Regions from separate parts of the Homo sapiens genome. Here region 2 is linked to region 1. Evidence: chromatin contacts called from ENCODE Hi-C or POLR2A ChIA-PET data. All regions are on one chromosome and are shown on one strand. Each heading gives the region's core, a stretch centred on a gene start or an enhancer-like site at or near the end of the contact. The rest is flanking DNA. Distances are from core to core; before and after follow the strand shown. Region 1 overlaps GCH1 (GTP cyclohydrolase 1). Region 2 overlaps SAMD4A (sterile alpha motif domain containing 4A).

Evidence for each region. A loop is a pair of places that touch in the nucleus more often than their neighbours do. ChIA-PET counts read pairs that join two places held with the same protein, here RNA polymerase II (POLR2A). Pooled maps may share reads with other maps.
Region 2: a loop to region 1 is called in a map with no recorded cell type, with 2.0 times the contacts of the local background. The contact joins two enhancer-like sites. A Hi-C loop is called at or near these places in 1 of 37 single-sample maps with no recorded cell type and 6 of 50 pooled maps. POLR2A ChIA-PET finds 5 or more read pairs at or near these places in 1 of 52 experiments (activated naive CD8-positive, alpha-beta T cell).

What each region holds. Positions count from the first base shown.
Region 1 is chr14:54,887,186-54,893,923 of GRCh38, reverse strand. The region is part of intron 1 of GCH1 (GTP cyclohydrolase 1); the gene reads left to right. Among named protein-coding and RNA genes, the nearest start is that of GCH1, 12 kb to the left of the region's middle. RefSeq lists an enhancer at 2,961-3,210. Within about 2 kb of position 2,988, at least 3 of the 41 ENCODE cell types and tissues checked have a DNase peak (open chromatin) inside an H3K27ac peak, as active enhancers do.
Region 2 is chr14:54,625,768-54,632,505 of GRCh38, reverse strand. All of the region lies in intron 2 of SAMD4A (sterile alpha motif domain containing 4A), which reads right to left. LOC112268133 (a long non-coding RNA gene) reads right to left here. Exons shown (of 2, transcript XR_002957606.2): 2 at 1-6,738. Among named protein-coding and RNA genes, the nearest start is that of SAMD4A-AS1, 59 kb to the left of the region's middle. Within about 2 kb of position 4,390, at least 26 of the 41 ENCODE cell types and tissues checked have a DNase peak (open chromatin) inside an H3K27ac peak, as active enhancers do.

The sequences.
Region 1 (6,738 bases), core at 1,739-4,238:
AGATTGAGAAATGTGATGATAAACAAAAACACAGCTCAGTGAGAGCACTTGGCATAGGAACTTGACCAATGCCAGGAGATGGGAGCATGAATGGGTGAAGCGATGCTTAAGCCGACTGATGTTCTGAGTAACAAATACTGCTGATGGCTTACTTTGTGCTAAACAGTGAGTTTTTACATGTGTTACCTCATTTGATCCTCACAGTAGCACGATGGGGTAGGCAATATTATTCCCATTTTATACATAAGGAAATTGGGGCACAGAGAGAACTTTCCCAAGACTGTATCTTGAAAGTGGCGGAGCTGAGAGGATGATATAGAAAGAGAATCATTGTAATCTCTGGTAGGTGATTTAATTTTAATAATAATATTTTACTGATTTATTTGAATGATTTCTCCCTTCTTCCTCACCTATCCCCGCTTTTGTATTTTCTCTGCTATTTGCTTTGTCCACCTCTAGAAACCCTTCCATGCCTGGGCATTCCCCACCTGACTCATTTGCCAGTGATTTCTATATGAGGACTGTAATTTGAGTCTAGTATTTGGTTGAGTAGACTGCAGTGTTAAAACTCACCAGGAGAGGGCAACTGTCTAATCATTGGATCCCAGATTATGAATCCTGGATTATGTGAACAATTCTCAGTTCCAGGTTATGCAAACAAATATGTTTCCCATGGTTATAAATTTGCTAGAGTCTATAGTAATTAGATTGGGATATAATTTGTGTTGGGTTATGCAAAGAGTATCTGAACCAAGTTAAATCTGTTATACTCAAGGCCAAGAGGACATTCATTTACTAGAATTTTATTCTATTGGAGCCCATTAGTAGAAATATTTATTTATTTGGAGGCAGAGTCTTGCTCTGTCACCCAGGCTGGAGTGCGGTGGCATGATCTCAGCTCACTGAAACCTCTGCCGCCCAGGTTCAAGCAATTACCCTGCCTCGGCCTCCCGAGTAGCTGGGATTACAGGTGCCCACCACCATGCTCGGCTAATTTTTGTATTTTTAGCAGAGACAGGGTTTCACCATGTTAGCCAGGTTGGTCTCCAAGTCCTAACCTCAAGTGATTGGCCTGTCTCAACCTCCTAGAGTGCTGGGATTACAGGCATGAGCCACCGCACCCGGCCGGAAACATACAATGTTTGTCCTTCATGTCTGGCTTATTTTACTTTGCAAAATGTCTTCAAGGTTCATCCACATTAAAAACATCTATTTTATTTTTATTTTTATTTTTTGAGATAGAGTCTTGCTCTTCCGCCCAGGCTGGAGTGAAGTGGTGTGATCTTGGCTCACTGCAACCTCTGTCCCCTGGGTTCAAGCAATTCTCCTGCCTCAGCCTCCTGAGTAGCTGGGATTACAGGTGCCCACCACCATGCCTGGCTAATTTTTGTATTTTTAGTAGAGACTGGGTTTCACCGTGTTGGCCAGGCTGTTCTTGAACTCCTGACCTCAGATGATCCGCCCGTTTCTGCCTCCCAAAGTGTTGGGATTACAGGCGTGAGCCACCACATCAGTAATTCATTCTGTACAATGTTGTATATTCTCAACACATATTATATTTTAATTTCCTTATTTCAAGAAAACCTTAGAATTGAAGATACAGTAGTTCCCCTTATCCTTGGGGATCTGTTCCAAGACCCCCAGTGGGTGCCTGAAACTGAGGGTAGTACCAAACTGGATTGCCATCATTCAGAATAAATTTCTGTTTGTGTCTTCTACCCACAAATTTCATGCCTTTTCCATCTTAACTAAGCACTTACCATGTGCTGTGGCCATAGCTTTTGCAGTCTGAAGTACAATAACAATACTAGCATGAATTTTTTTTTCCTCCTTCACAGTTTCACAGATAGAAGATTTGTTCTTAATATAGTTTTAGCAACCTCAGCGTAATGATTTTGTTCATTAATAAACTGAGAACTTTAATCTTTTTCACTTGAAGGAAACACAGCTTCTCTTTGGCATAACTGAATTGCCAACGTCACTACTCTTGTGGTTTAGGGCCATTGTTAAGTAAAATAAGGGTTACTTGAAAACAAACACTGCAAAACTGAAGGTTGATTTGATCACTGAGATGGATACTAAGTGACTATTAGGTAGGAAGCATAGACAATGTGGATGCTCTGGACAAAGGATTGATTCATATTCTGGGCAGAAGGGCTGGAGATTTCATCGCAATACTCAGAATAGCGTGCATTTTAAAACTTATGAATTGTTGGCTGGATGCGATGGCTCATGCCTGCAGTTCCAGCACTTTGGGTGGCCGAGGCAGGTCACTGACTTGAGCTCAGGAGTTAGAGACCAGCCTGACCAACATGGCCAAACCTCATTTCTACAAAATGTACAAAAATTAAGCAGGCATAGTGGCATGTGCCTGTAATCCCAGGTACTCGGGAGGCTGAGGCACGAGAATCACTTGAACCCGGGAGGCGGAGGTTGCAGTGAACTGGGATTGCACCACTGCATTCCAGCCTGGGTGACAGAGGGAGACTCTGTTTAAAAAAAAAAAAAAAAAAAAAAATGCCAGGCATGATGGCTCATGCCTGTAATCCCAGCACCTTGGGAGGCCAAGGAGGGCGTATCATTTGAGGTCAGGAGTTCGAGACCAGGCTGGCCAACATGGTGAAACCCCCATCTCTACTAAAAATACAAAAAAATTTGCTGGGCATGGTGGTGCACACCTGTAATCCCAGCTGCTAGGGAGGCTGAGGCAGGAGAATTGCTTGAACTTGGGAGCCGAAGGTTGCAGTGAGCCGAGATTGTGCCACTACACTCCAACCTGGATGACAGAGTGGGACTCTGTCTCAAAAAGAAAACAAACAAAAAAACCTTATGAATTGTCTATTTCTGGAGTTTTTCATTTAGTATTTTCAGACCATGTTTGACCAAGGGTAACTGAAACTGTGAAAAGTGGAACTGTAGATGGTCTCTATGAGTAGTCACTGTTAAAGGGGAAACAAAGATGATTGTTGGCCTGATCTTGGCCTTCAAGGAGTAAAGGGGTTCTGTGTAGTCAGAGGGAAGCTGGGTGCTTCTGGTGGAGAGACAGGAAAGTCCAGATGTTATGGAGAAAGTAGCTTTTGAGTTGAACCTAGAAGGAAATTCATTTTGAGTTTTTTTGGGTTGTTTGTTTTTTGCAGAACGTGTCCATGCTGGTTTAGAGATTATGGTCTAAGTGTTTTTCAATAAAAGGCATACACTAACATTCATAGTTACCTGTACCAGAGTTAAAATTAAATGGAGTTTTCAAGGCAATTAGATTTATTTTAAACTTTTAAAAGATCAATATTAATGGCATTAGGGCCAGCTCCTTTATCTGATGTCTTTAAAGTTCATTCTGGCCATAGTCAACCCTTGTAATGAATTTTAACCTGACACATGTTGCTACTTCATCTAGTCTTTGTAACCTGGTTATTTATTTATTTTTTGAGATGGAGTTTTGCTCTTGTTGCCCAGGCTGGAGTGCAATGGCGCGATCTCGTCTCACCGCAACCTCCACCTCCCAGGTTCAAGCGATTCTCCTGCCTCAGCCTTCCCAAGTAGCTGGGATTATAGGCATGCGCCACCAAGCCTGGCTAATTTTGTGTTTTTAATAGAGATGGGGTTTCTCCGTGTGGGTCAGGCTGGTCTCGAACTCCTGACCTCAGGTGATCCGCCCACCTCGGCCTCCCAAAGTGCTGGGATTACAGGCGTAAGCCACCGCTCCCGGCCTGGTTATTTGTTTTATCTGCAATTATTCTTTCTCGTGAATCCCCTTGGCTAATCATGCTCACAAAGTTCTGACACATATACCACCTGAATATTTCTAGAATCTGAGTCATCTTTCACTTAAATTACAATAACCTCTTAACTGGCCTTCTTGCCTCCTAGCTTGTCCTGCTCTGATCCATTCATGCCAAAGTGATTTTTCTAAAATTGAATAAGTTTTTTCCTTGCAAAAAACACTTGATTGATTTTCTGTTGTCTTTCCTCACCATTGCTGTGAGGTTTTGTTCTGTTGTAGCCTCTTGCTACATTTTTTGGCATTTTTTTCTTATCTTCCATCGCATTTCCTCATATAGGGCAATTTAGTATTTTAGTTTAGTGCATAGTTTAGTGCACAGTTAATCTGAGAAACCACTCTGTCTCATTTCCTTGCTGGAGCTGGAGACCCAGGTGAAGATCCTGAGGTTTGTTCTTTTGCAATGTTTGGCCTTTATTATCTGCCCTCCTCCTGTAATTTATTTTACTGTCCTTTTTGTTTTTGGTTGGCAACCATGGGGAGGTGGCTGCTGCCTCTTGCTTATCAACAACTGTTGCTTATGGAGACTTCTGTGAACAAGCAGCCAGGTTTAGGTGAGGAAATTGGCCGTGACTGAATTCTGGGTGAATTTTTCGAGGTCCAGTTGGTCCAAATGTTTGTGATGTGCAGTCCTAAGAGGCCATGGCTCTTCCTGTGAAGTGTGATGTGTTTTATGTATCACACATTAGTTTTTATTTGTCCTAAGCAGGAATCAGAACTCAGTTCAATAGAGGCCATTGGCAAACATCCCAAACAAGGAATCTCTCACTAAAATAGCTTAAAATATAATTTTACCTGTGTGGTCTAGGCATTTGTGGTACAGTGTTCGTTAGCAGTGAGGAAGGGCTATGCGTGCCTGGAGATCAGATGAGAGGCCTTAACTCAGTGAGGTCGCTGACTAGTTGACTTTAAGGCATAGCTGCTGTAGATCATACCCCTCTAATTGACCCCACCATTTATCGTTTATCACATGGGCAGCCCTGGAGGTATGCCTCTCTGATGGCCTATCAAAAAGAATCTGCCCTTCAGCTTCAAGGAACAGTTTGCTGACAGCCTCCAGCTGTTAGTGCTGTCAGGCTTTGCCTCCACGGAGGCCATACTTATCCCATGCTGCGTGTCCTTTCATTTTGGTGTCATCTCTTTCTCCCCTTCTACCCCTCCTCCACCACAGTAAACAGCTTTTTGAGGGCTGGGGCTGTTTATAAGTGAAGTAGTTTATAAAAAGTAGATGCACATCTTTCAGCTTCATATTTAGCATGTTGGAAATTCTGTTCACTGATCTAATTCTGAAATCTCCTTGGTATTTCTTAAACTAGTTGTATAGGCTGGGTGCAGTGGCTCATGCCTGTAATCCCAGCACTTTGGGAGGCTGAGGTGGGCAGATCACCAGGTCAGGAGATCGAGACCATCTTGGCTAACACGCTGAAACCCTGTCTCTACTAAAAATACAAAAAAAAAAAAAAAAATTAGCCGGGCGTGGTTGTGGGCGCCTGTAGTCCCAGCTACTCGGGAGGCTGAGGCAGGTGAATGGTGTGAACCCGGGAGGCAGAGCTTGCAGTGAGCGGAGATCATGCCACTGCACTCCAGCCTGGGCGACAGAGTGAGACTCCATCTCAAAAAAAAAAAAAACTAGTATGTCAACAAAGCTTTGTGCTGCTGTAATGGGAAGAACAGCTAGCCTGGGCTAGTAATATGCTAACTGGTTTATGAACTTAGGTAGGTGAGTCACTTGACTATTCTGGGTCTGTTCTGAAGGGAGAGGCAGTAGGACTAGGAGTTAAATTGTCATGCCGAGGTCTCTGAGCATGGGTGGGCCTGTCAGAATTGTCATCGCTCACTCTGTTGACTTCCAGCAGCTGACAGGCAAGGCCCTAGGAAGCTCTTCAGCCTCCTTTCCTTGCTAGAGGTGCTGTTTTCCCTGGAAATGTTCAAGCCCTGCAAATCGTTTCTATAGTAACAGGTCTCTGTCTTTTTTCTTATGATGCAGATTTTTGAAAAGGTTTCTTATCTAAATGTTCTTGGGATCTATGGTCTTCCTACCTGTAGCTCCTTTGATTAGACAGAGCCTTTATTTAAAGACTTTTCCCCCCAAGAATGTTGTTGTTGCTTCTACCAAAATAATAACCAGTTGTTAGTTTTACTAGTGCTTGAAGTTTTAGTTTATTAATAAAGCTTCATATAAACTAGAAAAGGAGTGGTTGGGTAGAATAGTAATACCGAAAAAACTAATATTCACTGTTAGTCTCATGTATTTGTAAACTTTAATTTTTTATTATGTAAAACCTTCAAACATAAAAGTAGTCAAAATTATATAATAGACACCTATATACTTACCACCTAGATTGAAAACTAACATTCTGCCATATTGGCGTAGTTTATTCGTTTACTGATAGTAAATCAGAGACATGTATTTAGAGGTGAAATGTCACCCTAAAAAGCGTTTTTCTTAATGATTTACACCACCCTTAGTAAAATTAGCTATTCATTCCTTCATATCATCTAATACCTAATATATATTCACATTTCCTCAGGTGTCTCAAATGTCTTTTACTAATGATTTTTTCCAACAAGGATCCACTCAAGGTCCATACATTTGCATTTGATTATTACGTTTTAATCTGGAATAGCGCCTACCGCCCCCAACCCCTGCCACTGCTTTATCAGAGAGGTCAGTTGTCCTGTAAGATACTCTACCTTTATGATTTGTATGATTTTTGTTTGTTTGTTTTCATTTAACTTCTATATTTCTCATATTCCTGGTAACTGCAAGTCAGGTCTAAAGACCTCACTAAATTCCTGGAAAACATTTTTAGCAGGAATGCTCTGTACTTCATGCACTGTCACAACTGGGAGACACTAAGTATTTGGATCTTGAAGATTTAAAGACTTCTAATTGGTTTTTAAAAGCCCTGTTTCACTGGTTTTCTAGGATAAGCTTCTCTAGAGAAGTTCCTTTTTAA
Region 2 (6,738 bases), core at 3,141-5,640, 260 kb after region 1:
TGTTTGCATACTTCTATGCAAAGACCTATAAGGAACAGTGGGAAATTATGTAAAAACAGTGGCTACTCTGGAAAGGGAAACTATAGGTGGCCAGGGCAGGGGTAGGAGATTTACATTTTACTGTGTATTCTTTTGTGCCTTTTGGTTTTTGTCATGTATGCACAAACATGCACATACTGACTATTCAAATTAATAATGAAAAACAAACAGATTACCAGATTGAGATTTCCAAAAGGAAAAAGGGTACAGCCAAATCATTACCGTATAATCGTTTGCATTTTTTTTGTATATCTAATAGTAAGTGGTTTGTTTATTAGTGCATGTTCATCTTGACTCTACTATAGTCATCCTCTAAAATGCTTTGGTTTTTCTTTGTAGTGGGGCTGTGGTAGTGTGGGGAAGGCAATGCATGTTTATTGTACTAGCTTTGTAAGCTCACTAGACCCCACTAGAATGTAAGCTCCAGGAGGGCAGGGACTCTGTGTGTACAGTTCAGTGCCATACCCCCAGCATTTAGCACCCTACCTGGTGTATAGTAACTCTGAATGAATGAACGGTAGTGCCCAAAAATCTAGGGGTGAGACAGAGAGTAAAACTGTAGGAACTTTCTTTACCAAAAATGCACAAAAATTGTTAATACTTTAGACCAACACTTAAGTTTCTTAGTATAAAGAAGCTATGTATGTCCCAAGGGATTTCACTTAGGCTTATACAGGGTCAGAAAAATGCTGATAGTGGGCAAGAAGCAGTGAGGTTATGAAAGAAAAAGAAAACAGCTCAAGCCTTAAAAAGCAGGAGAGATTTAGAGAAGCTACATGGACATGTACAAAGTTTCAGTTATTATTTAAGTAATTTGGGATTATAAAAATTATTATTGATTCAGTAAAAGGAAAACTCCTTCTTTGAGGCCACATCATTCTAAGGGAAACATCTGCCCTAGAAATGACCACCTGGAGCCCTCCAAAGTTGCTTTGTCTTGTTATACCTTCACATGAAAAGGAATGAGCTCAATAACAGACTTGAGCCACAAAACCTATAGGAAAATGAAGACCCTGAGAATGTTCTTCATCTTCAAACTAATTAGCAGAGGCAGAGGAGGACAGCATCATTTGTTAGTGCTGTGTGATTGTTAGTTTTATGTGTCAACTTTACTGAGCTATGAGGTGCCCAGATATTTGGCCATATGTTATTCTGAACGTTTTTATATGGGTGTTTTGGGATGAGATTAACATTTATATCAGTGGCCTGAGTAAAGCAGGGTGCCATCCATAATGTGGGTGGGCCTTACCCAATCAGCTGAAGGCCTGAACAGAACAGAAAGGCTGATCCTCCCTTGAGTAAGGGAGAATTCCTCCTGCTTGGCTGCCCTTGAACTGGGACATTAGCCTTTTCCTGCTTTGGACTCAAATGGAAACATCAGCTTTTCCCATGTTTTGAGCCCATCAGCCCTTGGACTGGAACTACACCATCAGCTCTCCTGGACCTCCAGCCTGCTGGCTCTGCCTGCAGCTCTTGTCAGCCTTCATACACATGTGAGCCGATTTCTCATCACACACACACACACACACACACACACACACACACACACACACACACATATAAAATACAAGATTTATTATATGTGTAATAAATATAGCTATGTAATTATAAATATGTAGTTACATTATATTTATTATAAAATATACACATATATGCATACACACATCCTATTGGCTCTTTTTCTCTGGAGAACCCTGACTAATACATGTTGCTTCCTCTGTTAGAAAACTCACCATAGTGAAATACCCCTTGATACAACCTATCACTAGAAGCCTGATAATGAGAATACAATATCCCCATGACCACCACCACCAAAGCATTCTCAGCTGGTGCAGAGAGAAACAACAGCTTAAAAGCTAAAGACTCATACGTATATCTGATAAGGGGTTAATACTCAGAATATATAAAGAACTCCTACAATGCAACAACAAAATACAATCTGATTTTAAAAATTGGGAAAGGACCTGAATGAACATTTCTCCAAAGAAGATATACAAATGGCTAATAAGCACATGGGACGATGGCCAACATCACCCATCATTCGGGAAATGCAAATTAAAACCACAATGCAATATCATCTCATATTCATTGGGATGGCTACTATTAAAAAACAAGACAGAAAATAACAAGGGTTGGCAAGGATATGGAGAAATTGGAACCCTTGTGCATTGCTAGTGGGAATGTAAAATGATGCAGCTGCTATGGAAAACAGTATGGCAGTTCCTCAAAATATTAAAAATAGAATCACCATATGATCCAGCAATTCCACTTCTCGATATATACCCAAAATAATTGAAAGTAGGATTTCAAAGAGATCTTTGTAAACCCCTGTTCATAGCAGCATTATTCACAATAGCCAAAGGGTGGAAGCAACCCAAGTGTCCACTGATAGATGAGTGGGTAAACAAAATGACATATATACATACAATGGAATATTATTCAACCTCCAAAAGGAAGAAGATTCTGACACATGCTACAACATGATGATGCTTGAGGACATTATGCTAATGAAATAAACCAGACACAAAGGGATAAGTCCTGTATGATTCCACTTATATGAGGTATCTAGAAGAGTCAAATTCATACAGACAGAAAATAGAACAGTGGGTGCCAGGGGAAGGAAGTAATGGGGCGTGATTGTTTAATATACACACACAGTTTCATTTTTGCAAGATTAAAAGAGTTCTAAAGATGGATGGTGGTAATGGCTGCATAACAATGTGAATGCACTTCATACCACTGAACTGTACACTTAAAAATGGCCAAGTTGATAAACTGTATTTTACCGCAATTGAAAAAAAAATTTTTAAGCCAAATACTTAGAGATCTCCAGAATATACCAGTAAGCTTTAAAGAAAAAAAAGAATAGCAGAAAATGAATATAATATAGGTTCATTATATAAAAACTAACATAAATATACATGCATAGAAAGGAGATAAACTGTCATTAGCAGTTACCAATAAGATGGGAAGGGACAGATAAAACGAAATATTCATGTATCACTCTGTATGCCATACTGGGGCTTACTGATTGAATCTGGTACAATAAAAACATATTTGTATTAGCTTCCTAGGATGACTGTAAAATACCACAAACTGGGTAACTTAAAACAACAGAAATTTATTCTCACAGTTCTGAAAACAAATCAGGTTGTCTGAAATCAAGATGTGTCAGCAGGGCCATGCTCTCCCTGAGACACTAAGTAGAATCTGTCGTTGCCTCTTCCAAGCTTCTGGTGGTGGCCGTCAATCCTGGGCATTGCTTGGCTTGCAGCTGCCTCACTCTAATCTCTGCCTCTGTGATTATTAATACCTGGTGCTCTTCCTGTGTGTCTCTCTTCATATGGCATTGTCGGCTTCTTATAGGGATACCCAGTCACATTGGATTAGGGCCCACCATCACGTCATAACTTCATTTTAACTTGTCTACATCTGCAAAGACCCTATTTCCAAAGAAGGTCACATTCATAACTACTGGAGGTTAGAACTTTGACATTCTGGGGGAGGCAGGACACAATTCAACCTGTAACAATATTTGTGTTTAAAAAAAAACCAAAACTACAGTTAAGGTTCCTTGAACACCCTATTTATGAGCCCATACAGATCCATTAGAGACAATACTATGAGAATGAAGAACCTGGATTAAGGAGCCACACTGTAGAGGTTCAAATCCCAGCTCAGCCACTTACAAGCTACATAACTTTGAGGCAGTTCATTAACTTCCCAGTGCCTCAGTTTCCTTATCTGTAAAATAGCAGCACATAGGTCAAACGGTTGTTAGGAGGATTAAATGAGTTATCAAGTACTTAGTACAATGCCTGGTACACACTAAGTACTCAATCAACATGAGCAATTGTTGATATGATTATCACCATTTTCAGCATCCCAAAGACTCCCCTAGGAAGCATTCTTGGGGACAGAGCATGCTTTATTTTTATAGCACCTACTGAAGGCCTATTTCCATAGCTGCTTCCCCAATAGTCTCATGCTTGACTTTCAGAGCATCAGCAATTTCATCTGATGCAGAGTTATACTGCTGCAGTAAATATTCTTCATCCATGCCATTATTCAATTCCCTTCCTTGGTGCAGACCCCTCTGTGACATGGCAGTGATGCTCATGAAGGCCGGCGGAGTCTCCAAGCAGCACCACCTAGACCGTCCGGGCAAAGCGCCTGTCACTTCACATGCAGCCCCAGGAAGGGACACAGAGCAGTCTTCGGCCTCAGTCCTCCCACCTTCTGTGATCAGGGCCCTATATTTGGATTTTGATCTCGGCCTGACTTGCTGCTAAATCTGTAACCAGTTACTCTTACAGGGTTGTGGGGGAGGAGTCATGTTGCTATGGCAATCCAACAACTCTGGGAGAAGGAGAGGAGAGGAAATGGAATTTCAAGGCCCGAGACCACCAAGACTCAGAAATACCCATTTCTGCGTGTGTGCCACAGAAATGAATCTTGATATGCTAAAATAAACAGACCTCTCTTCTCTTTTTCCCAAATTTCCAACCATTGACAAAAATAAAAGCCTGCTTATACAAGAACTCTATTCACATGTCATTTCCTAACAGGACAGAAACTAAAACTCACACTTCATTCAGCAAGTCAGGAAGTCAGCTGATTTCCTTTAAAACCCTCTCTGCATGAAACGAGCAATTGTCTAGTCTGGATTTTATACATAATATTACTTTTTGACCTGCAGTTTACAAATAAACTAACAGAGAGACACAGATAAAGCTTCGGCTTTCTCATCTCCCACTGGTTTAAAGGAGCAGGAGGAGGGCAAGGAAGGATGTAAAAAACTGCCTGGTAACCGAAAGACCTCATCTTCAACAATGACTTCTACCCTGCCCAGGCAGTAACAGCCGCTGACAAAAAGCTGAGCTGACTTGTTAGGGTCTCACACCACTGTTTTCCTGTCCACATTCTGGTAGAGCTTCTAAGGAATCTATCTGAAAGGCAAATCAGAGTCAAACACATACACAAACACAAATCAGGGATTAAGACTGTCTGTGTGCTAGATATTCAGGAGCTAGATCATCTAATGAATGGGCTAAAGAACGTTCTGGTAGGCTAGTCCAGGACAGGATCAGCCACGGAGCAGCAAATGTAACGGACAAGCTGCGTCTTTGAAAAACTACTCTGGTTAACCTTAGGACTCACATCTTAGGGGAGTTGTATGACAAAATTTCTTTAAAAAAAAAGTCAGAAGCACCCCTCAATCTGATTCTCTTTACTTTCTGTCCTTTTTACCTCTTTTTCCAAGACAGTTTTTCTGAGCTTGAGCTAGGGTAGGGTAAGTACTGAAGGAAAATTTAATTCCAGAGTCTGGGGGTTGGATGTAAAAAGGTAATGAGTTAGTTGAGTTATAGTTATGTAATTTTTCCGAATTTTTAAGGAAATAGCAATTGCTTAGAATTACAGAATAAGATTATATGGATGAACAGGTCAGAGAAATAAGATGTAATTGGGAGAAAAACCCTGAAGCAAGAGTCAGAAGACTCCAGTCCTTGGCTTGGCTCTCCCACTTACCCAGTCAAATAATCACGGACAAACTATTTAACTTCCCTGAACTTCTGTTTCTTCAGCTCTAAAATGGGTATAATAATGCCTGCCCTGACTTCAATTATGAGATCAAATGAAGTCACATATGTGCAAGTCTTCTGTAAACTATTAAGAACTTTTCAGTGAATGTATTGCTATTCTACCAGAATCCAGATGTGTTGAACAGAGAATTGCTGTTCTCCTGCTTGTATATCCCTCAGCCTCCATAGGAATTCCTTATATCTAGTAGGAAAAACAAACGCAACTGGAAACAAACATGTCCTAACTAAATATGCATATAGGAGGGGTTTTTAGTACAAGTTTCCAAAAGCAGGTTTAAGGGAGACCCGTTCGACTTGGAAAGTCAAAGTTGGCCATCACCTAGCAATCAGCAACGTATCCACAAGGTACCGAACACCTGTGGGCAAAGCCACTCTCCCTTCCTGAATGGCACCTTTATAATGAGAACACTCACTGTTGTGCAAGAGATAAGAAGTTTTAGTTCATAAAATTCTAGTTGGTAGCATGCCATGTCAATTAGCTTCTTACTCCATGTTCACAGCATTATCACTAAATTAGAACTAATTACCATCTCAATTGACAATTTAGAAGCCATTAAAATATAGATTAGCCTGAAAGAAATACAGTATCCTGTGGAAAGTGAAATTCTGATGGAGAAGAGATAAAGTCTAACATCTAACATTTACTGTGGTAATGACCCTGTAACTGGTGCTAAAACAGGATGTTAATTAAACTAGAGCCACTATTTTTCCTGACCTCCTGGAAGCTAGAGTCTAAAAAAAAACAAGATGTCTCTTTCTGTCCCTCATGCATGCACATGTGCGCACTCGCGCGCGCGCGCGCGCACACACACACACACACACACACACACACACACACACACACACACCTAGCAGTAGAGCTGCTATTCTGTAAGTATGTCCCACAGTCAACACCAAGCCTCGGTCAGGAGCTAAACACAGACTTTGCTTAGCATGCTTCGGAAACAACTAAAAGTTTGAAGCAGAAGTCAAGAGATACCAAATTAGAGCGGGACAATTTAAAGGTACAATGCATGGGGGAAATGAAGTAGGGAAGAAAATAGGCAAAGTCAAGTAAGAGTGACCATTAGTCATGAGCTGAACATGCCCCGTGAGC